Regions from separate parts of the Homo sapiens genome. Here regions 1 and 3 are each linked to region 2. A link is a loop called in an ENCODE intact Hi-C map of the cell type or tissue named here. Cell type or tissue: heart left ventricle. All regions are shown on one strand. Region 1 has its middle 29 kb from the start of LINC01365. Region 2 overlaps LOC105377397 (a long non-coding RNA gene). Region 3 has its middle 19 kb from the start of LINC01365.

What was found. A loop is a pair of places that touch in the nucleus more often than their neighbours do. Peaks named below come from ENCODE experiments on the same cell type or tissue, not always from the same donor. Only the 100,000 strongest peaks of a DNase experiment are listed, where the experiment ranks them.
Region 1: it touches region 2 in a loop (1.9-fold over the local background); 16 of 110 quality-filtered maps call a loop at or near these places.
Region 3: it touches region 2 in a loop (3-fold over the local background); 16 of 110 quality-filtered maps call a loop at or near these places.

Annotation. Positions count from the first base shown.
Region 1 is chr4:119,771,239-119,779,238 of GRCh38, forward strand. No RefSeq gene overlaps it. Among named protein-coding and RNA genes, the nearest start is that of LINC01365, 29 kb to the right of the region's middle. RefSeq lists an enhancer at 3,493-4,045. In heart left ventricle, no CTCF peak of the experiment used is centred here; no DNase peak of the experiment used is centred here.
Region 2 is chr4:119,689,152-119,697,151 of GRCh38, forward strand. LOC105377397 (a long non-coding RNA gene) reads left to right here. Exons shown (of 3, transcript XR_939161.4): 1 at 1-621; 2 at 732-802; 3 at 3,959-4,378. It also overlaps the pseudogene LOC124900920. Among named protein-coding and RNA genes, the nearest start is that of PDE5A, 64 kb to the left of the region's middle. In heart left ventricle, a CTCF peak has its summit at 3,051; no DNase peak of the experiment used is centred here; H3K4me3 peaks cover 1,637 bases; H3K27ac peaks cover 1,568 bases.
Region 3 is chr4:119,781,486-119,789,485 of GRCh38, forward strand. No RefSeq gene overlaps it. Among named protein-coding and RNA genes, the nearest start is that of LINC01365, 19 kb to the right of the region's middle. In heart left ventricle, a CTCF peak has its summit at 4,659 (motif pointing left); no DNase peak of the experiment used is centred here.

The sequences.
Region 1 (8,000 bases), 82 kb after region 2:
TCATTTAAAGCTTAAATTATAACTGTGAGGTAGGAATTATGCCCATTTAACAGATTGTAAAACAGGATTAGAGAAACGAAGTACTTTGCCAACAATTACACAGCTGATTAGTGAGAAATAGAATGCAATGCAACATGACTCCTGACTCCAAAGCTCCCAGCCCTTCTCTCCACCATGCTTGCTGCATTTTAAGTGTCAGGAAGGGAAGGACACCTTAGAAGGATGAAAGCACAGATTCTATTTGGAGGGGAAATCAGATTTGAGGGAAAGTAGTAGGAAATAAGATTGGGAATATGTGCCAGGCCTGTATATTTTGAAGGATCTTGAATCCCAGTGTGTAAATGTTTATTTGGTAGGCAGTGAAGAACCCTTGATGATTCTAGAGCCACAGAGTAAGGTGAGACCCCATGGATAAGAAAGAATAATTTGGTAGCACTGCTCAAGATGGACAGGAGGTCTCTCTTTCTCCTATTATGGAGCTTCATTTAAAAATAATAAGGACTTAAACAAGGTGGAGTAAATGAGGATCACAGGAGGAAGAATGCAAGAAACACTTTGGAGATAGAATCTACATGACCAGATGTTGATAGATTTTTGAGGCGAAGGAGAAAGAAAAGCTGAAAACAACTTAGCTATTATGAACATGAACATATAAAGAAATGGAATTCCCATTACCTACAAACCACAGAAGGATCTCATTTGGGGGAGAAAGTTGTTAAACTAGTTTAGGATTATGCTGAATTTATAGTTCAGATAAGTGTTTTAGGAAATAACAGCCAAGAAATAGCTGAAAATGTGAGTCTGAAGCTCCAAAATGAGCCCTGGGACAGAGAAGTAGATTTATAGTCATCTGTATGGAAATAATGATCAGAGCTGGGAAGTGAATAAGACGAACTTTGAGAGAAGAAAGGTATAGAGAAATCTGGGAAATTATCATGAGGAAGAAGTTGATTATTAAGTTTTCTCAAACACTTTGGAAACACTGCATATGAATTATTAATTTTCATCTAGATCCTGCAAAGGCAAACCTTTTTTTCCATACTCGTGTATGTCAGCCATTTGCTGAAATTACAGACTCCAAAGTATGCATGTTTCAATTGGTACTTCTGCCTTATTATTTAATCATCTTCTGAGCTTCATCTTTTGCTATCTGCTTGAATAATAATTGGTGATGTCAAGCATAAAAATGAACCCTTTTGAGAGTACAGCATGTTTAATATATATTTAATACTGAAGTTCAGCACAGATGATTAGGCATATGTTTGAGTTTCCATCTAGTGACTTCAAAGCATCTTAAATTTGTTTCAGCTTCTTGTTAGATTAAAGGCTTGATTTTTTTTTTTTAACTCACTGACTGTGATGAACAAAGGATGGGGTAGAAATCATATATAAGGGACATTAGGGAACCATGGTAAAAACATCATGAGAATAATTAAAATACAGTTTAAATAACTTGTTCTCTGTTTCTCCTGTCTCTTAATCATGCCATTCTTTTAAATATTATGAATCAGTGATGTGTTTTAAGAAACCCAACTCCTTAAAAATCTATGAAACACAATTTAGAAGTGCTGATGTATATTTGAAGAGAAGTATTTGCTTCATTAATTTATTTGGCATTGCTAGGTTGGGGTATTTAAGCCTTTATTGGCAGATTCTTATTTTCTGAGGAGAGATAGGGTATTTAGGCTTAAAACAACAATAACACAAAATGGCCTCAGTGGAAGGTGTTCTTGTCTGCTGGTGTCTGGCTTCCTGTTTCTGGAGCCTTGCTAACTACATCACCGCTTGGGTCCCCAACCCTGTCTATTCCTCAGCTTCTCCTACTCTTGGCTTTTGTTTGGCTTACCCAATAGATTCCTTTAAGCATTGCCTCCTGCTTCCACAATGAATGTCTTTCTGAATAGTTTCCTGTAAGTTTGGCTCTTGTTGGAGTCTATGTTCTCTTTTTATTGAGGACTTCCACAGAATCTTATGTTGACCAACTTTCTTCAGGGCTGGCTCTCAGCTATTCTGGCTTCTATATTGGCCCCCATTCAGAATGACCCTGCCCAAGTAACTTAACTTCTCTCATTCCAAGTGCAGGGTGGGAAACAACCCTTTTTCTCTATTTATCCTGGGTTCTTCAGTGGGAGCCCTGTAAATTGGACTAGCAAAAGACAGACAAGCAGGAGAAAAACAAAACAGAAGTTCATTAGTGTATTAGTCAGTTCCTGCGCTCTTATAAAGAAATACCTGAGACTGGGTAATTTATAAAGAAAAGAGGTTTAATTGACTCATGGTTCTGCAGGCTGTACAGGAAGCACAGCAGCTTCTACTCCTAGGGAGGCCTCAGGAAGCTTCCAGTCATGGAGAAGGGCAGGGGAAGTGAGGCATCTTACATGGTCAGAGCGGGAGCAAGGGGGTGGGGAGGTGCCACACACTTTTAAACAACCAGATCTCATGAGAACTCACTATTGCAACCACACCAAAGGGGATGGTGTTAAACCATGAGAAACCACCCCCATGATCCAGGCTCCACGCACCAGGCCCCACCTCCAATACTGGTTATTACAATTCAACATGAGATTTGGGTGGGGACACAGATTCAAACCGTATCAATTAGTATGTGCAGAACATTTACACAAGCGAGTGCTCAGCATGAGTAACTTCTGGGCATATATAGCATCTTAATAAAAGAACAATAAATGTTTAGAGACATGATAAGACAAAGGGTAAAGACTTTGAGTTTCTAGGTGTGGCAGGTTGTGGAAAGGCAATTATATGGAGAAACTAATGGCAGATAAGGGCCAATTTTAGCAAGGTTTGTTATGTAGATCTCACTGGTGCAGTCTTCAGGCTGATAAGGGTGTAGATTATCTCTAGTGAGTAACTTCTGTCCTCCTTGGAGAGAGGGAAGGGGGACACCTTTACAAATTTATGTCGCACTTATAGGCAAACAGGTGGAGGGCAGAGGGCTTTTTGTAGACTGCTTTTTTTCAGTTGCTTTCAGCTCAAAAGAAGTCTTCTAACAAAGTGGCATATTTTGCTACTCTTCACAAGCTGTCAGCTGGGACTTGAAAGTTACTGTGAGTTAAGCCTGAATCATAAAATAAAATATGTCTAGAACTGCATGTAAGTTAATGGGAAGATAAAATGTGATCACATTAATTTTACTTATTTTCAGCTGTTCAAGATTACAACTATTATCTAGACTAGTATTTTTAAATACTTATCATTTCTTAAAGACTCACCTCGGGCGTTTGGTAACATAATCCAGACCTCCTTCTGGAGACTTGGATTCAGTGGGTTTGGAATGGGACCTTGGATCTTATTTTTTTTAACTGGAACCCTAGCTCCTTGCTACTCAAAATATAGACAATGTACCAGCAGCACTGGTATTATTGGGAGCTTGTCAGAAATGCTTTTAGGTATGCCAAGAATGCAAGACTGTTACCGGAAAGGGGTCCTGATCCAGACCCCAAGAGGGGCTTCTTGGATCTCACACAAGAAATAATTCAGGGCGAGCCTGTAGAGTAAAATGAAAGTGAAGCAGCATTGTTTGGGGTAAATACTCAAGGTTTGTCTCCTCACTCCAAGGAAATCAAGTACGCAGACATACAAGAAGTGGGTTTAGGGGCAGAGGTTTAATAGGAAAAAGAAAGATAAAGGAAAATAGCAAAGTGCACCGTATTTTATAGACTGACTTAAGGAGGTAGTGTCTGATTTACATAGGGACCAAAGATTGGTTGGACCAGGTGTGACATTTACATAGCACCCAAGGAAGATGGCTGCCCCACCCTAATCTTCTATTATGCAAATGGAGTCTTTGCCTGGCCAGCAGCATGTTGCCTGCTCCTTACTGTACGAATGGTTTGGAAGGAAAAGGGAAGATGGAGCCACTATGTTGAACATGCCTAGCCCCCAGGTAGCCTTTTCCTATTGTTTTAGCTGCTGGCATTCACCCCTGCAAGCTTCCAGCTTGCTTATCTATGTTTGCAGCTCAATTTTACAGGCTGCTTTTTGTTAGAAAATAAATAATTTGGGGGCTGTTTTTTACTAAAAGGGAAATCTTACGGAGGACTTCCTTATCCTTACTATTGGCCTAAATAATTTCTTTTTAATTCCTATATCAAAAGCAAGTTTATTAGGAAAGTAAAGGAATAAAGAATGGCTACTCCATAGACAGAGCAGCCCCGAAGGCTGCCGGTTGCCCATTTTTATGGTTATTTATTGATGATATGCTAAACAAAATGTTGATTATTCATGCCTCCCCTTTTTAGACCACATAGGTAATGTCCTGCATTGCCATGGCATTTGGAAACAGTCATGGCGCTGGTGGGAGTGTAGCAGTGAGGACAACCAGAGGTCACTCTCATGGCCATCTTGGTTTTGGTGGGTTTTGGCCAGCTTCTTTACTGCAACCTGTTTTATCAGCAAGGTCTTTATGATCTGTATCTTGTGCTGACCTCCTATCTCATCCTGTGTCTTAGAATGTCTTAACTATATGGGAATGCAGCCCAGTAGGTCTCAGCCCTGTTTTACCCAGCCCCTATTCAAAATGGAGTTGCTCTGGTTCAAATGCCTCTGAGAAGACCATCAGTACTCTTCACCTGAGACACTTCTTAGGATTTTATTTTCCAGAGCAACCTTGAGAAATGAAGTCATGTTCCTCCTGGAACAAAGAGGCACATTTGCTTATCTCTCGCTATAAAGTGGTAGGTTCTCCAAGACCAGAGTTTTTTTTTTTTAATTTTTTTTTCTGTAATATAACGTACAGCACAGGCAAGCATCCTCCTAGACCCTCCTTCACATTTTTCCTGTGGGCTTGCGCAGGGGAGCTGATGCACATACAGCTTGCTGTCCTGTGAGAAAAAAAGGCCTTTATTTCTGACCCAGGAATACCACGTATTCCACCAGTATTACATGAAATAGTTTCAGCAAAATTTATTTTTTTCTTGAAACAAATAAATGAATATATGCATGAATTTAGAAATAGACAAAGAGATGAAACAAGTTCCATATTTGTGGACATAGGTAATTGTGATGGTTAATACTGAGTGTCAACTTGATTGGATTGAAGGATACAAAGTATTGATCCTGGGTGTGTCTGTGAGGGTGTTGCCAAAGGAGATTAACATTTGAGTCAGTGGGGTAGGAAAGGCAGATCCACACTTAATCTGGGTGAGCACAATTTAGTCAGTTGCCAGTGCGGCTAGAATATAAGCAGGCAAAAAACCTAGCCTCCCAGCCTACATCTTTCTCCTGTGCTGGATGCTTCCTGCCCTCAAACATTGAACTACAAGTTCTTCAGTTTTGGAACTCAAACTGGCTCTCCTTGCTCCACAGCCTGCAGACGGCCTATTGTGGAACCTTGTGATCACATGAGTTAATGCTTAATAAACTCACCTTTATACATATATCTAGTCCATTAGTTCTGTCCCTCTAGAAAACCCTGACTAATACAGTAATGTTCCTTACCTCTGCGAGAAAAAGTACCTAAATAATATTAACCATCCATTATCATCATCCTATTTGTCATTGTCATCATCAACAATATGTTGTTTTGATAAAATGGTTCATTTTCTTTGTTTTTAATTTATAAAGAAAAGAGGTCTCATTGTCTCACATTTCTGCAGGCTTTATGGGAAGCATGTTGCTGCAACTGCTTGGCTTCTAGGGAGGCTTCAGGAAGGTTACAGTCATGACAGAAGGTGAAGGGGGAGCAGGCACATCACATGGTGAAAGCAGGAGCAAGAGAGTGGCAGGGAGGTGCTATACACTTTTAAATGACCAGATCTCATGAGAACTCACTCACCATCACAAAGGCAGCACTAAGGCATGTGGGATCTGCCCCCATGATCCAAACACCTTCCACCAGGCCCCATCTCCAGCACTGGAGATTACAATTCAACATGAGATTTGTGGGGGGATAAATATCCAAACTATATCACATGTTATATAGCAAATAATACCTATTTTCATATATTTGCAATAAGAAAAACCTCTATCATGAGTTGATATGCTTTAAGTAGCACCTAATGCTTACTAAGGCTTTGCTTAGATGCTTACTATTATACATGAGGGTCTTGACTCTACATAGGTACTAATTAAGAATCAATCTGTCTGCTCTGTTTCTTGCCATACAGTTATTTGTCCAATGTTTTCTTCAGTCCATTTTTCTAGCCCACGGATAGAATAACAGCATTGTGAACAAATGTGAGCCTTTAATTCTAAGAAAAAGGCTTTGCCTCCACGTTCTGGAGGAGGTATTTTGTTTGTCCATTTGCTTGTTTTCATTTTGAAGGTGTCAGGGCTGCAGTTTTCTTCCTTTGAGAAGAAGCTGGTAAAGAAGCAGAAATTCAGTGTGCCACAAAATTAGTACACAGGCAGAACGGTCCAAGGCCAGCAAACTGAAAGCAATAAAAAAATGTAATCTCAGCTTATGGCCTATGAGCATAATTTAGAAAAGAAAATCCATTATGAAAAATGAAATTCCTTTTTTTTAACTTTTAAGTTCAAGGGTACAAGTGCAGGTTTGTTACATAGGTAAACTTGTGTTATGGGGGTTTGTTGTGTAGATTATTTCATCACCCAGGTATTAAGTCTAGTACCCATTAGTTGTTTTTCTTGATCGTCTTCCTCCTTCCACCCTCCAGCCTCCAAAAGGCCCCAGTGTGTGTTGTTCCCCTCTATTCGTCCGTGTTTTCTCATCATTTAGCTCCCACTTATAAGTGAGAATATGTGGTGTTTGGTTTTCTGTTCCTGCATTAATTTGCTAAGGATAATGGCCTCCAGCTCCATCCATGTCCCTGCAAAAATCAAGATACTGTTCTTTTTTATGGCAGCATAGTATTCCATGGTGTATATGTACCACGTTTTCTTTATCCAGTCTATCACTGATGGGCATTTAGGTTGATTGTATGTCTTTGCTATTGTGAATACTGCTGCAATGACCATACATGTGCACGTGACTTTATAATGTGACTTTGGGTATATACCCAGTAATGGGATTGCTGAATTGAATGGTATTTCTGCCTCTAGGTTTGTGACAAATCGCCACACTGTCTTCCACAATGGCTGAATTAATTTACACTCCCACCAACAGTGTATAAGCATTCCTTTTTCTCCACAACCTCGCCAGCATCTGTTATTTTATGATTTTTTAAATAATAGCCATCTAACTGGTGCGAGATAGTATCTCATTGTGGTTTTGATTTGCATTTCTCTAATGATCAGTGATGTTGAGCTTTCTTTCATATGCTTGTTGGTTGCATGTATGTCTTCTTTTGAAAAGTGTCAGTTTATGTCCTTTGTCCACATTTTTATGGGGTTGTTTGCTTTTTTCTTGAAAATTTTTTTAAGTTTCTTATATATATGTAAATTCCTTATACATTCCTTGCAGATGCTGGATATTAGACCTTTGTCGGATGCATAGTTTGCAAAAATTGTCTTCCATTCTGTAGGTTGTCTGTTTACTCTGTTGATATATATATATGTATATATATATGTATATATATGTATATACATATACATATATATATATTGCTGTGCAGAAGCTCTTCAGTTTAATTAGATTTTTTGTCAATTTTTACTTTTGTTGCAATTGCTTTTGGTGTCTTCATCATCAAATATTTCCCCATGCCTCTGTCCTGAATGGTATTGCCCAGGTCGTCTTCCAAGGTTTTTATAGTGTTGGGTTTTACACTTAGATCTTTAATGCATTTGAGTTAATTTTTGTATATGGTGTAAGAAATGGGTACAGTTTCAATCTTGTGCATGTGGCTAGCCAGTTATCTCAGCCCCATTTATTGACTAGGGAATCCTTTCTCCATTCTTTTTTTTTGTCAGATTTGTTGAAGATAAGATAGTTGTAGGTGTGTGGTCTTATTTCTGGGTTCTCTATTCTGTTCCATTGTTCTATGTGTCTGTTCTTGTACCAGTATCATCTTGTTTTGGTTACCACAGCCCTGTAGTATAGTTTGAAGTCAGATAGTGTGATACCTCTAGCTTTGTTCTTTTTG
Region 2 (8,000 bases):
TTTATCCACTACAGATAGAGGAAATGGTGCAATTCACACACCTGCAGAAACTCCAGGTGTGGTTGAGCATGTGATGGATGATTGAACCAAAGGTTTCCTTTCAAGGGTAGAAGTTTAAAATATGGAGAAGATCAGTGAAAGAGCAGAGCATAGACGTATGCACTTGGAAGAAGGTACTGTATATATACATATATATGTATGTTTCATATCTTCATTTGGAATCTCAAGGTGGGTGCTGAGGAACATGATTTTCTTTCTGTATTGTGTGTTCTTTATTCTTTATTCTTCTCCCTTTTCCAATAATTGCTGCACATGCAGGAACTAGCTCATTTACTGGCTTTGAATATATACAGATCCAGGAGATATGAAATAATTTTAGGAGCCACAGAAAATACTGTAAACTTTTCACTCCTCAGTGTCTTAACACTCAGATTCTTGTGGAGGAAAACCCTAGAGACTCCTTCAATTCAATTCAGTTCAATTCAATTAAAAAAGTATTACCTTTCTCAGAAGACCATCTGTTATGCCTCTTTCTGATTGTTCTTCTCTCTTTTCTTCAGGGTCAACTTGAAAAACCTGGCCCCTGAGTTTCACCTTTCAAAATCCTTTTCTCATTAAAAAGTAAAAGTGAGACAAAGATGAGATGAGGGGTGCTTATATGAAATCTCTTATGTGAATTTGTTTTAAGGTAACTTATTTGAAGCTCTGACTCTCTTCTTTTGATCCCTCAGCCCGAACAATCCACCAGCAACTCATGAGCTAGCAGCAGAAAAGATGACAGAGCTGGGGCTGGCAGAGCGAGGTATGAAGAAAAGTGTGACTTTTATCACCTTTGACATAACCTTATATGAGTCATATTTGTGTCCCTCTGGTTCCAAATTTTATTACCAATGGAAAACCCCCCAAAAAAGGACATCAAGTTTAAAATTTAGGTACATCCCAGCTTCTTTGCATAATGTAGAATCATAGAAGTTTAGAGCTAAAATGAACTTTGTTTCTCCATTGAGTCCCATGTCTTTGGCTGCCTTAGAAAGAAAAAAGATAAGCATAATACCTTCTGACATATGCCAAGCGAAGTACAGCATTAGGCTTTTTATATACATATTCTCTATACATGTATTTTATAATCTTTCAAATTCTTACAATAAACATCAATTTAGGAATCATTATCCCCAACTTATAGTTGAAAACTCTGATGTTAAGAGAATTTAGGAAGATTTTAAGATTTTTAAGGGCAGAGGAAGCACATATTTTTAAAAATTACTCTGATTGTACCAGAGAAAACATTTTCAGGGTATAAATGCAGATATGAGAAAACCAGCTGTGGCTTATTGCATTAGTCTCAGCAAGTCAGGATGTCAGCCTGGATTAGAGTCAGTTGAGATGAAGAGAAAGAAAGAAAATCAGTAGAAATTTAGAGTATAGAACTGATTGGACTTGGTTATAGATTTGTTGTCAGAGGAGAGGAGAAAGAGAAGAAAGCCACATTTGACAACCAGTGTTTGGCTGGAAGAACTGGCTGGATGGTGGAGTCATTTGCAAAGATGAAAAATCCTAACAAGAGGATTTGGGAAGTGGAAATGAGGCAGGGAGCAAAGGATGGGGAAGGAGATTGTGAACTGCCGCCATGATACAGGGAATTTTTCAAATAGGTTTTATTTTTTGGATTGTAGATCTGGGAATACATATTCTATCAAATGCCCACTCAACCCCTTTTTTTCTCCCCTCATCCACATGGCAATCCCAAGGGTTCTTGAGCCTTGAGTTTGAAAATGCAGATGCTAACTGCATTTTCTAGATAGCTGTAGAGGTTGACATTTATCAACTCACTTGATCTAAGACCATGTTGTAAGGAAAAAGGCTTTGCTGCAGCCAGGCGGGCATAGGCAGAGGTAAACATCCTGCATGACTCAGCAGGATTGGAGTGCAGGTGCACATTCCCATGTTTTATATAATCACAGCTATGTAGACATAACATAGAGAAGCTCATCACCTGGTTCTCAGCCACTGTGGTTTGTGAGGTGTATAAATGTAACACTGACACTGTGAAGGAGCTGCTGAATAAAGCCATGTCTCATCTACCTGCTGTCTCTTGAGTGTTCTTCTAGCTCACTGTGCCCCATCTACCTACTCCCCTCAGACCTCAGCTGGGGCTTGAACCTGACATATGTGATCCCCTTAGACTTAGCTAGATTTTGGTACATTGAAAGAAAGGGTATTATTTTAGAAGAATAATGTGTAATAAGGATATCACCTGAGTTTAAACTGGGATTTTTAAATTTTGGTGTGTGTTTGATAAAAAGGTGCAGCTAAAAGCTCAAAGAGGTGATTTGTGTGAAATAATTTACATAAGTAGGAAAGTGTCTTCAAATAAAAGGGTGTGTGGGGGTAGAGATGGAAAGGGATATGAACGGACAAGAGGCTCTCTCCTTTACTGATGGGTCTCATGGTCTCAGTCTGAACCCTGATGGAGGCAGGGGCTACAGGAGGACACTGAAGATTCCGTTTTCCCAGGCATGGAGTCACCTATCATGTGGCTTAGGGGCTAAAGGGATGAAGCAGGATACAGGTTAGGGAAGAGCACCATTTTCACCGTATCTGGGGATAATACAGCCTGGTTCTGAAGTGATAAATGTTGTTTCAACTTGAGGGTTTGCACTTTAGGTTTGCACCAGGATAGGTGTTGGTACTATGAACAGGGAGCTAATGTTCAGAACCATTCTCAAGTGTTTCTGCTAGCCCTCAACAAGGGATGCCAGGCAGAAAGATCTGGGAGGAGTTCTTGCCAACTCTGTTCTATCTATCTGGGGACTACAGAAATATATAAATGAGACTCTGCAATTATACATAGGGCCATGAGATTGAGCTATGCTGTATTGTGGTTCTGTTTGTAAACACAGGGTGGTGAGGCCTGGGGTAAATGGGGATTACACTAGAAAAGTAGTATGCTTCAGAACAACTGATGGAACTTATTTTAAAATGACCCATGCCCATGCCCCACCTCCAGAGATTCTGATTTAGAAAGCCTAGGGTGACATCGTGGCAGCTGTGTGGTGCCAGAGCTCCATGAGTAGTTCCAATGCTTATGCTTGGTTAAAAACCACTGCATTTAATTTGTCAGAGTTGAGTCAGAGGTGGAAATGGCTAGCAAAGGAGAAGAAATTTAGATTTTTGGAAGTATTTCCCTTTTTGACTTTGTTTTATATTCTTGTCTCCTTCTCCCTAGCTTTCCACATTCCTATCAAAATAGCTTCCTTTCCCTAATATTGGTTTTCTTAATTCCTCACTGAAGCTTTCTCCGAAGGAGAATTACTGGAAGATTCAGCCAGCCTTAGTCTCTTCATACTTGGACTCAGTTGAAAAGAAAATTTAAGAATGCGAACATCTTTTTTTTTCTTCCATAGAAGAAAATGGCTCACAATCTTATTTTGTTTGATCAGCTCAATATTAAATAATTATGTGAATATTTTTCTTGAAGCATCCTCTCTCTTCCACTACTATTTCCACAGCTCACTCTACTGTTATTTTTTGCTTAAAAGTTATCAATGGAATTTAGACATCAGTGTACCTTCAGCTTTATTTCTCCAGTCTGGTTCCACAGGCTGCAAAAATAACCCTCCAGAGTTGTAAGCCACAAAAATGACCCCTCACCAAACACATCTTAGTCCATTCCTATGTAAACTAGGGAAGTATGTCATTCTTTTGTAGAATCTATATCTATAGTATTAAAAATAAACTGGGTTAGTGACTTAATTCTTGTTCAATGATTCCTTTATTTTCCAATGTTATTTACAATTTTCAATACAATGGCATGCTTGCTTTCTTGAAATAAAGCTGAAATAAAATAACTGTAACAATTTTTTTAGTGCAAAATTTCAAATGTCCATTCTATTAACTGAGACAATAGAGGTCAAAGTCACATCAGGAATTAAACATATCTTTCTCCATTTATTCCCAGGAATGAAAGAGAGAGAACAGATCAGTGTTCAGTTTGAAAGAGCCATAATTCAGCAGTCTTTCTACATTACCTCTCAGAAGAAGGAGCCTGCATGTCTAAAGAGAGAAGTGAAGTTTAAGTACTGGAAAAAAGGAAAGTCTTCAGCCTTGGGAATGTAATAACCTGGGGTCAGCTGAGAACCCTGAGGAGGACTGACCCAATCAGCTGCTGGGAGAAGCAACATAACTGTTCTGCTGGAGGGAGAAACAAATTCTAATCAGATGTGAACCAACTATCCAGGGAGCTTCTGTTGTCATGAGAAAAGGAAGTGCTCTTCCTTTCAACTGGAAAACTAGAATGTACCACTTTTTTTTTTTTTTTGTTAATGCTCCCTCTTTTCTTTTTTTATTAGCTTTGTAATAAAAATTTAATTTAAAAGTTGATATGCAAACAAGTGTGTAACAATCTGAATATTTAACATTGATAGATCTATTTTAGAAAATTAAAGTGAATATATCTGAGTTTTAGAGTTTAATGTTTACTGCACACAGGATGAAACAGAAACTAAACTTTGTTACATTTTTAAAAAATTCTTTAACTTCAGTTGGATTTACTATTTGTAAAGTGAAAAGAAACTCTTTTTCTCCAAAATTTTTGTCCTTTACTGAGTGACTTTAGAAAATTGATTTCACTATTCCAAGTTTTAGTTTTTTATTCAGAAATTAAGAAATATGTCAGTATGTGTCTATTATTACTATAGATCGCTTCTTGGCCTTTTGGCTAAGATCAAGTGTATTATTATTATAGAATGGGTTCTCAGATAAAGAAAAAACTAAGAATTTTCTCAGATTTTTGGGAGTATTTCATTATAAAAACAAAAACTATGTAAGATTAAATTGATATTACCTTTTCAATGGACTCACTTGAAAAAGAGTTACAAGATGCAATTTGAGGAGTTTTACGGGCCAATGTTAAGGCTAGGCGTACATTTTCTATTTTGAAATCTCTGGTATCTTTGTGGTACCCAGAATATGTAGTGAGGTAAATAGATATCACCTTAAGAAACAGAAAAAAGAAAGAATAAAAAGAAACACCTTCTATTTCTCAATGCTTATTAACTAAAAATGCAAAATTTATTCACATTTTTCAATAGAGGGGTCATATGGTTTGACACATCAAATACCATATAAATAGTGGTAACACCAAACAGAGGCTTGAGGGCCTCTTTTAGTGCCCTGCCTCTTCCTACAGCCGCTCCACAAGATTTCATAATACTTTTTCCATGTAGACAACTGACATTTTCTCAGTTATATAAAAATTATCTTTTGAAACACTTCTATTTTCATTGATCTGTGAGTTGTGGTCTAATTAAAAACAGGTAAGACACGTTCCTGAACTTTCCCACCCTCTACTTTCTTCTGCCCCTAAATTTCTCCATGTGAACATGAGATTCCAGCAAATACTTCAATGAATACGGAAACATAAATTTGAGTGTTTATTGTCTTCAAAGAAAGCAAAAAGAATAGTGCCAGTGTATTATAAAGACTCATACTTTCACGCAAACAAACTCCTTACTGAAGGAAAAGGGACAAAGATCATTTCTGGAGAACGGAAAGACTCAAATAATTTTATCGTCCATGTTCCACAGACGATTGAGATGAAGTCATATCATTATAACTAAGCTTTTATTCTATCATTTTTATATGTATGTTTCATAGAAAAGCTATATGAGAAAATACAGAAATGAGGGGGATTGTCTGTGTTATTATTATTTTTTAAAAATTCTCGAATTGGCGGCCAGGCGTGGTAGCTCACGCCTGTAATCTCAGCACTTTGGGAGGCCGAGGTGGGCGGATCACCTGAAGTCGGAAGTTTGAGACCAGTCTGACCAACATGGAGAAACCCCGTCTCTACTAAAAATACAAAATTAACCAGGTGCGGTGGTGCATGTCAGCAATCCCAACTACTCAGGAGGCTGAGGCAGGAGAATAGCTTGAACCCAGGAGGTGAAGGTTGCAGTGAGCTGAGATTGTGCCATTGCACTTTAGCCTAGGCAACAAGAGTGAAACTCCATCTCAAAAAAAAAAAAAAATTATTGAATTGGCTTGGGTTTTGACAGTTTCTATCCACCACTGACTTCTATACATCTAAACCTCACACATGCAGCCTGGCCAACATAGTAAGACCCTGTCTCTACAAAAATAATTTTTTTTTTTTAATTAGCCAAGGATGGTTGTGCACACCTATAATCCTAGCTACTTGGGAGGCTGAGGCAGGAGGAGTGCTTCAGCCCGGTGAAATAGAATTGCACCACCACACTCCAGTCCATGATCACACCACTATCATCCAGCTTGGTCATAGAGCAAAACTCTGTCTCTAAGAAATAAAATAAATACATGAATGAATAAACAAACAAAACTCACACATATCGGGACTAGAGGAAAAACAGAGTACATTTTTTGATCTCAGAGACTGGTAGATAGGAGTAATTAAGCAGATATTAGCCTAAGGAAATACTCTGTTTAAAATTTTCTTTTACAGTTATTTGACAAGAAATCTTAGAGTCCTCACTTTCTGGGAGCTCAGAGAAAGGTAAAAGCCTTAGCTGAATTTTAATCTTTCAATCGTGTCCTTATTGTGAGAAATGACACAACTGAGGTTGAAATGCCCATCTGAGATATCCCTTGAGATACAGCTTTAGTTCTGTTTCATCAAAAGCATATTAAGAAGTCACAATGTGTAAAACATTGTAGTTTGGGGATGGATAGAAAGAGGAATTAGACATGGCCTCTGGTTTAAAAGGAGATTTTAATCTGGTGAGGAGACTGATTGGAGAGAGTATACAATCAGATTTAGGGAGTGAATGAAATAGAAGTTGTGGGGAAAATGCTGAAAGTGGTCTAAGTAGCCAAGGCTGCAATTGTGGTTCTGATAGGCAAAGTGTTATTGTTGGGGATGTCTTTTAATCCCTCTCTTTGCTGAGTGCCCTAGGAGCTACACTGCCTAGGTCTGAGGGGGATACTTGTAAATAAATCCCATCTGAATTGGGAATCAAGAGCACCCATTAGTCTGCACAAATATCAAGTATTTTTACAACATCTATAGTCTCAGTGGTTCTTAAACCTTGCAACTGTGTGTATCTTTTAGAAAATGTAAATAAACTAAGATCTTTTCTCATAGAAGTGGACAAAAAAAAAAAAAAGCACACGAACAAATTCAAGGACTTCTTCCTAAAGTCCTTAGGCAAATCATCTAATCTCTCTGTGTCTCAGTTTCTCAATCTGTAAAATAAGAGTGATAATACCTGCTTTATTAAGTAGTGGGGAGAATTAAATGGGAGAATTATATAAAGTGTCTAGCACAGATCCCAGGGCAAATGTGCAATAAATGACAGCCATTATTATATTCTTTCTTTCTTCCTTTTTACTATGAGACTATGCTGTTTCCTTAACTGTGACTGATCCTATCACAGAGACAAGGCTGGGGAGTCAAATAAGGGACTGGTCACCAAGTAAGGCAAATGAAATAAAGGGGATAGATGAGATTCATGCCCAGGCAAAAATATGATAGAATAAGGAAATCTGAAAACTTTTACAGGAAGTCATCTGGGGAAATGACTAGGAGAATATGTAAAATAACAATGAAGATGCTGTTTTAACTGTAGCTATATTGTGAATTTAATATAATGCTAATGCTAATGGTATTAATTTCAAAATCGATGGCAAATGCACACTTATGAAGAGCTTATTATATGCCAGGCATTGTGCTTAGCTTGGCTTACATAGGTCACCTTTTTAAATTCTCATAATATAAAATAATACAGCCCCAAATACCCCATCTGAAATTCTAAAATAAAAAGCCTCTGAAAACTTACATTTTGCAATGATTGATTCAGTAGCAAAACCTGAACTGAACTGCCAGAGGGTGTTTTTAGTCTTTATTTATCTCACTTAGAGTGAATATTCATGCATTTTGAGGCAAAAATCTTAATATTTGGTCATGGTGTTTTCTGTGACCTCACTGGGGTAATACTCCATAATTCCATGTGGACTCTATCCCTTGT
Region 3 (8,000 bases), 92 kb after region 2:
TTATATGAGATATAAATGATATGGAATACAGAAATCAGTTCACAATAAAACCTCTGTTTAATAAGAAAGAGAAAATATTTAATTTCTAAAACATTTTCTTAGCCCCCTGAGATATAATTTGTTCCTTAGTCTGAAAATATTGAAGGAAATGTCAGAATCACACAATATTATTTATAAGGTTTTGGCCCAATAAATAATTATACTCATTAAAACTTTACTATATATTTTTCTTATTCCTTAGCTTGAATTCAGTTACTATCAATGTTTTAGTTCAAAATTATACAAAGAAAACAATTACTTTAAGCACTTTAAATACATAAATTGAGTGAAACCAGCTGATAATTTCAATAAAAATTTGTATCCAGAGTAGTCAGAAGTGGTAGGTCAGCCCCCAAACCTCTCTTGATTGTAGGGGCCTAAAGGCTTTTCCTCTATGGGTATGCTTCTTCTTATCACAGCTTTTTTCAAAGCAAGTTGCACTTGCCTATGTTTGAAAGGCTGTTCTCAGTACGCCAGTTCTTCATATCTTATATAAATAGATTTTCAGTGATTACTTTCCAGTTTCACATGATACTGCATTATAAAAATATCTCCGTGTTTCTGATGTTTAAACACTTCTCATGTCCTCAATGAATAATTAAGCATGACTCCCTATTCAGTTTTCATAGCTTCTAATATAAAAGACTTTATAACTTTTATAAGGAAAAAACAGTATTCAGAATATGATACTCCATAGAAAAATATTGTATTATTCTGTTTTCACACTGCTATAAAGAAATACCTGAGACTGAGTAATTTATAAAGGAAAAGAGGTTTAATTTACTCAGAGTTCTGCATGGCTAGGGAGGCCTCAGGAAACTTACAATCACTGTGTAATGCAAAGAGAAAGCAGGCACATTCTTTTTTTTTTTTTGAAATGGAGTCTCGCTCTGTCACCCAGAATGGAGTGCAGTGGTGCGATCTCGGCTCATTGCAAGCTCCGCCTCCCGGGTTCAAGCCAGTCTCCTGCCTCAGTCTCCCGAGTAGCTGGGACTACAGGCGCCCACTACCACGCCCAGCTAATTTTTTTTTTTTTTTGTATTTTTAGTAGAGACGGGGTTTCACCATGTTAGCCAGGATGGTCTCGATCTCCTGACCTCGTGATCTGCCTGCCTCAGCCTACCAAAGTGCTGGGATTACAGACATGGGCCACTGAGCCGGGCCGCAGGCACATTCTTCACAAGGCCACAGGTAAGAGAAGCATGTGTGAAGGAGGAATTGTCAAACACTTATAAAACCATCAGATCTTGTGAGAACTCCCTCACTATCCCAAGAACAGCATGGGGGAAACTGTCACCATGATCCAATTTCCTCCCTCCCTTAACACATGGGGATTACAGGTCTCTCCCTTAACAGGTGGAGATTACAATTTGAGGTGAGATTTAGATGGGGACGCAGAGCCAAACCATATCATTCTGCCCTGGCCTCTCTCAAATCTCATGCCCTTTATGCATTTCAAAACTTATCATGTCTTCTCAACAGTCCCCCAAAGTCTTAACTCATTCCAGCATTAACTCAAAAGTCCAAGTCTAAAGTCTCAACTGAGACAAGTCCCTTCCACCTAGGAGCTTGTAAAATCAAAAGCAAGTTATTAATAGTTACTTCCAAGATACAATGAGGGTGCAAGCATTGGATAAACTCTCCCATTCTAATAGGAGAAACTGGCCAAAACAAAGGGGCTACAGGCCCCATGCAAGTCTGAAATCCAACAGGGCAGTTATTAAATCTTTAAGCTCCAAAATAATCTCCTTTGACTTCATGTCTCACATCCAGGGCATGCTGATGCAAAGGGTGGCTCCCACAGCCTTGGGCAGCTCCGCCCCTGTGGCTTTGCAGGGCTCAGGCCCTGCGGCTACTCTCATGGGCTGGTGTTGAGTATCTGTGGCTTTTGCAGGTGCACAGTGCAAGCTGTCAGTGGATCTATCACTCTGAGGTCTGGAGGACAGTGGCCCTATTCTCACAGCTCCACTAGGCAGTACCCCAGTTGGGACTCTGTGTGAGAGCTCCAACCCCACATTTCCCTTTTGCACTGCCCAAACAGAGGTTCTCTATGAGGGCTCCACCCCTGTAACAGACTTCTATCTGGACATTCAGGCATTTTCATTCATCTGCTGAAATCTAGGTGGAGGTTTACAAACCTCAGTTCTTGACTTCTGTGCACCTGCACACCCAACACCACGTGGAGGCTGCCAAGGCTTGAAGCTTGCATCCTCTGAAGCAACAGCCCTAGCTGTACTTTGGCCCCTGCTAAGCTGGAGCTGGAGCAGCTGGGACACAGGGCACCAAATCACAAGGGTGCACGCAGCAGTAGGGCCTTGAGCCCAGCCCACAAAACAGTTTTTCCCTCCTAGGCCTCTGGGCCTGTGATGGGAGGGGCTGCCATGAAGTTCTCAGATGTGCTCTGAAGACATTTTCCCCATTGTCTTGGCTATTAACATTTGGCTCCTTGTTGCTTATGCAAATTTCTGCAGCTGGCTTGAATTTCTCCCCAGAAAATGGGTTTTTCTTTTCTACCACACAGTCAGGCTGCAAATTTTCCAAACTCTTATGTTCTGTCACCTCTTAGATGCTTTGATGCTTAAAAATTTCTTCTGCCATAATCCCTAAATCATCTCTCTCAAGTTCAAAGTTCCACAGATCTCTAGGACAGGGGCAAACAGTCACCAGTCTCTTTGCTAAAACATAGCAAGAGTCACCTTTACTCCAGTTCCCAACAAGTTCCTTAACTCCATTTGAGACCACCTCAGCCTGGGCTTCATTGCCCACATCACTATCAATATTTGGTCAAAACCATTCAACAAGTCTCTAGAAAGTTCCGAACTTTCCCACATCTTCCTGTCTTCTTCTGAGCCCTCCAAACTGTTCCAAACTCTGCCCATTACCCAGTTCCAAAGTCTCTTCCACATTTTCAGCTTATTTTTATAGCAGTGCCCCACTACGTTGGTACCAATTTCCTGTATTAGTCCATTTTCACACTGCTATAAAGAAATACATGAGACTGGGTAATTTAGGAAAGAGGTTTAATTAACTCACAGTTCCACATGACTGGGGAGGCCTCAGGAAACTTGCAATCATGGCAGAAGGTGAAGGAGAAGCAAGAACCTTCTTCACATGGTGACAGGAGAGGGAAGCAGGAAGAAAGAGCATTCAAATACTTATAAAACCACCACATCTCATGAGAATTCACTCACTATCATGAGAACAGTGTGGGGGAAATCACCCCCATGATCCAAGCAGCTCTTTTCCTTAGACACGTGGGGATTACAAGTCCTTCCCTCGATATGTGGGGATTACAATTTGAGATGAGATTTGGGTGGGGACACAGAGCCAAACCCTATCAAATATGCTAACTTAAAAAACAGAAGTTTGCATAGGAGATACAAATTTGTAGAATATAAAGGTAATATTCATCAGCAAAGTCCTATTGCATTTTAATTTCAAAGGGATTAAATTATACATGGTTTAAGTTTTTACCTGAAGACGTATATTAGAATTAATTATTTTGTTTTTCAGTTTTAATGAGGAAACTTTAAATACCTGTTTTTAAAGTCTGCATTAATACTGTTTTATTCTAATAATAGCTCTCAGCTAGCAGTACTGTTTTTTAACAAACATTTCTTTTTTGAATACCTATTATGATGGTCAGTGCTAAATTGTCAATGGGATAGGATCCAAAGGTAAATTTGATAAAAATTCCTATCCTTGGGAGACATAGAAAAATACATGCACTTTTTTTTTATTATTATACTTTAAGTTCTGAGATACATGTGCAGAACATGCACATTTGTTACATAGGTATACATGTGCCATGGTGGTTTCTTGCACCCATCAACCCGTCATCTATGTTAGGTATTTCTCCTAATGCTCTCCCTCCCCTAGATCCCACCCCCTGACAGGTCCCGGTGTGTGATGTTCCCCTCCATGTGTCCACGTGTTCTCGTTGTTAAACTCCCACTTATGAGTGAGAACATGCGGTGTTTGGTTTTTGTTCCTGTGTTAGTTTGCTGAGAATACATTTAATTAGAGTTAACTAACTACTTAGAGAAGTACTTCTAAAATTATTTTGGTCTCAGGACTCCTTCAATCTCTTCAAAATTATTGGGGATCCTAAAGAATTTTTGTTTGTTTAGCTTATATCTATCAATATTTACCACGTTAGAAATTAAAACTGAAAAAATTTAAAATACAAGTATACAATAATAATACATTACTTTAAGTGTCAGTATGATCATCTTATCCCATGTCATGTAGCCTCTGCAAAACTCTACTGTACATACACTTATGAGAAAATGAGAATGAAAATGCAAAAATGTCTTAGCATTAGTGATAAAATATTCTTGACTTTACGAAGCCTCTGAAAGGGTCTTCAAGGCCCCCAGAGACTATAAGTTATCAACCAGTAAACTAGAGGAGATGTTTGATGCTATAGTTGATACGTCATCAAAACATCATGATGATACAGGAAAGAGAGTAATTTATATCAATCAATGATTAAAATTGTTAATGATTACCACTTCACTAATACTGGTCTCCAATTGATCCTAGATTTCAATAAAAAGCAAATAAATGAAATAAATAGCAACAATAGTTTTTACCAAGTAGTTCAGTTCATGAAATGAAGGCATTCCCCTGCCACCTGGTGGCAAGGTGTCCTAATTAGGTATTAAGGGTTTTTTTGTTTGTTTTTTTGAGTGGCACACAATTGCAATATATCTTAGTTGCAAATTTAGAGTTTTTTGAATGTTGATTCTACCACTAAACATTATAAAATTATATTTGGAACCTCTGAAACATGCCAACCTAATGCTAAATAGTTCTTCAATACAATAAAAGCAAATAGGCTAAAATCCAACTGTGTTTTAAAGAACCAATCATTATGCAAGGTTTCCATAGTGCTTTGAATATAGTTGGACTTCAAAATTTCAAGGTGACAAAAAGATAAGTTTTCTTTGTTATTCTCTAATGCATTTTCTCACCGTGTAGTAAAAGAAACAGTAAGAGGAGTCTACAACTGCTACTACATTTAGGTTTTGTGAGCTCAGCCTGGGGTGGGAGGTTGAGAAAATGTCCTAGAAAAGATCACTGTAGCAGACTCCGATTCCACTCTACACAGAGAAGTTCCTAAGGGAATGTATGTTGCTGCAGCAGATGAAATACATCAGTACATGGATACCTGGAAAGAGCAAGTAGGGCAGCAATGGAGGACCAGAAGAACTTCAATCCTAAGAAAAATGGTAGGATGATACGAAATTGTCTGAGGCTATTACTCTTTCTTGGGTTAAATCATATTATCTTCCTTATGTCTTGTTTCTAACCATGACAATAAGACTAGATTTTATTATTTTACTGAGGCACTTTTGAGCTTTTGTAAATCAGTAACTTACTAACTGATAATTTTCATAAGCTTTTAGCATCCTTCCCAATCTTGAGAGGTACAATATAGCATAGAGTAGTGGTGCCAACCTGGGAGGATGTGAACATTTTGCAAGACACCTAAACATGAAGAGTTTTAAGGGAATCAATTTTCTGACACTTTACTTCCATATGTAGCTTTTCCCCAAAATTGTTCTGCCAGAAATCAAGCCTATATTCACAAAAGCCCAAATACCACTTTATGAAGGATATGCAAATTCCTCATTCATTTTATAAGTTACTAAGGTGCATTACCCTGAAGGCTAAACAAATCTGGGTGCCTAAGGAAGGGGAGGCCTTTCCCAGTGATTAATCATAGTACCATGAACCTAGAGGGCTTTTAGGCTCTCCCAGCTTCATACATACTTTTGTTAAGGATAAAGCCTAGAGGTAGAAATGATATTTTTGCCACTTAAGAATGCGGTGAATTCAGGTAGGTATAAAGGTATAAATTTTTATTTAGCAATGTTGCTTCTTTCCTTCTTTTGGTGTTTTTTTGTTCGTTTGTTTGTTTGACAAGGTCTTGCTCTGAGACAAGTTCTTGCTCTGTCACCCAGGCTGGAGTGCAGCGGCACAATCTTGGCTCACTGCAACCTCTACCTCCAGACCCAAGGGATTCTCCCAAGTAGCTGGTACTACAGGTACACACCACCATGTCTAGCTAACTTTTGTATTTTTTTAAAGAGATGGGGTTTCACTATTTGCCCAGGCTGGTCTCAAACTCCTGGGCTCAAGCAATCATCCCCTCTCAGCCTCCCAAAGTGCTGGAATTACAGGCGCGAGCCACTGTGCCCAGACTTCTTTTGTCTCCTATTTCAAAAAAATTCTTTTTTGAACTTCCATAAGGAAGTTCATTAAGAACATAGCAGAAAGAGCATCAGTAACAATTATTAAATGCTTAAAAATAATATTTTCTGCATATTTAAATGACAGGAAAGCTTTCCTATTCTTCTCAATATTATTCTTTAGTATTTAAAAGCACCAAAGAATAACCTAAAAACATACAGTACTAAAGCTTTGTTTTAAATATAGTTGATTATTTTCTGGAAATATTGAAAATTTTAAAATATATTAGAAAAAACTGTGGATAAAATTTTAATGCAATTTCTTTCAGACTTAATGTGTTTTGTTCAATAGTGATTAAAATCTGTTTTTTCAAGTCATGTCATGTGAGATTTATCCTGATTACCATGAATTCTCCTCTTACTTGATCATAAAAATGTTAAATATTTTCTATCTCTTTTTAATAAAAGTTAAAATTATAAACTAGCCATCGGACCAACTGTCACATCTGTGACAGCTTTTGTTTCAAATTATGTTTCGAGAAACGTTTGTGTAGCAGAAAACCTTGGAAAAAAGAGATAGTGTCACCCCTGGGCACAGAAGGCAGAATTGTTTTTGAGCAAGATAAAAAAAATATTCCCCTTTGGGGAAAAGGTTGAGTGGGTTTACTAGCAGACCCTTTAAAAGATTGAGAGTTTCCCAAGCTTGGGATTTCTCAGTTGTTACAGAAATCTACTGGGAGCACATTGTCCCCCAGGTGACTTGGTAGACAAAGGAAGCCAATGTAAGCATGGAGTTCACACTACTCACTGCCTGCTGTGCTGTGAGTACTAAAGTTCTTTGTCTCTGACCCAGAAGTCTCATGTCTTCTTGTCAGCATCTGTGAAACTGTAGCAGGCTCATTTGGTAACTTGCAGGCAGGGTAAAATTTCAGGCCTTTCATAGTTCTTGCCAGGACTAACACTTTACAAATGGAAAGTACAAGCCTAAGGCAGCAAAGAAAAGGCAAGGAAGGAGAAGAGAGGCAAGCAGTATACTATACTGATTACCATAACAAAACCACAAAGAGACATAGCAAGTTATTTAGCAGTCACAGTCACTCTGTGTTTTAGACCTTTCTGGAAGGGTTTAAAGGAGCAACCCATTCTGAGTAGTCCATAAGAGAGAGAAAAAGGAGGGGGAAATTTTCTCCTTGGCTCCCTTCCACATCCTCTTCTCCTTGATCAAGATTTACATCCACGGTGATCTAGCTCCCCCATACTTCTTGGTTGCATCTTGGTGGCTGCTCAGAAAACCAGTTCCTATTCTTTAAAGTATAGTGTCTTATTCAAATATGAAAGTGGAAGAGTGACTTTGTGCAAGTAAAGTGCTGACCATGGCAGAGAAAGAAGGGTGTAGACAAGAGAATTTGAGGTGTCCAAGGTTTCTATTTTAATATAATGTGTAACAAATTTACTTGCATGTCAAGCAGTTCCTATGTTTCTTCTTTCCATAAAATTAAATAGGAACCTAATGGAGTTTTCAGCTGATTACACACACACACACACACACACACACACACACACACACACCCCACCACCAACAAGAAACATTCATTTGTGTGACCTATGTTACTTAGTAATTCCAAGTAGGAATTACTGGGGAAAACATGTGTAGATTAATATAGAATCCTGTCCATTTATGTATAAATAGTGAAACTGGGGAAAATAACTCCATTCATCCCATTAAGATGTACATTTCTAATAAAATTAAACTTTCAAATTTAA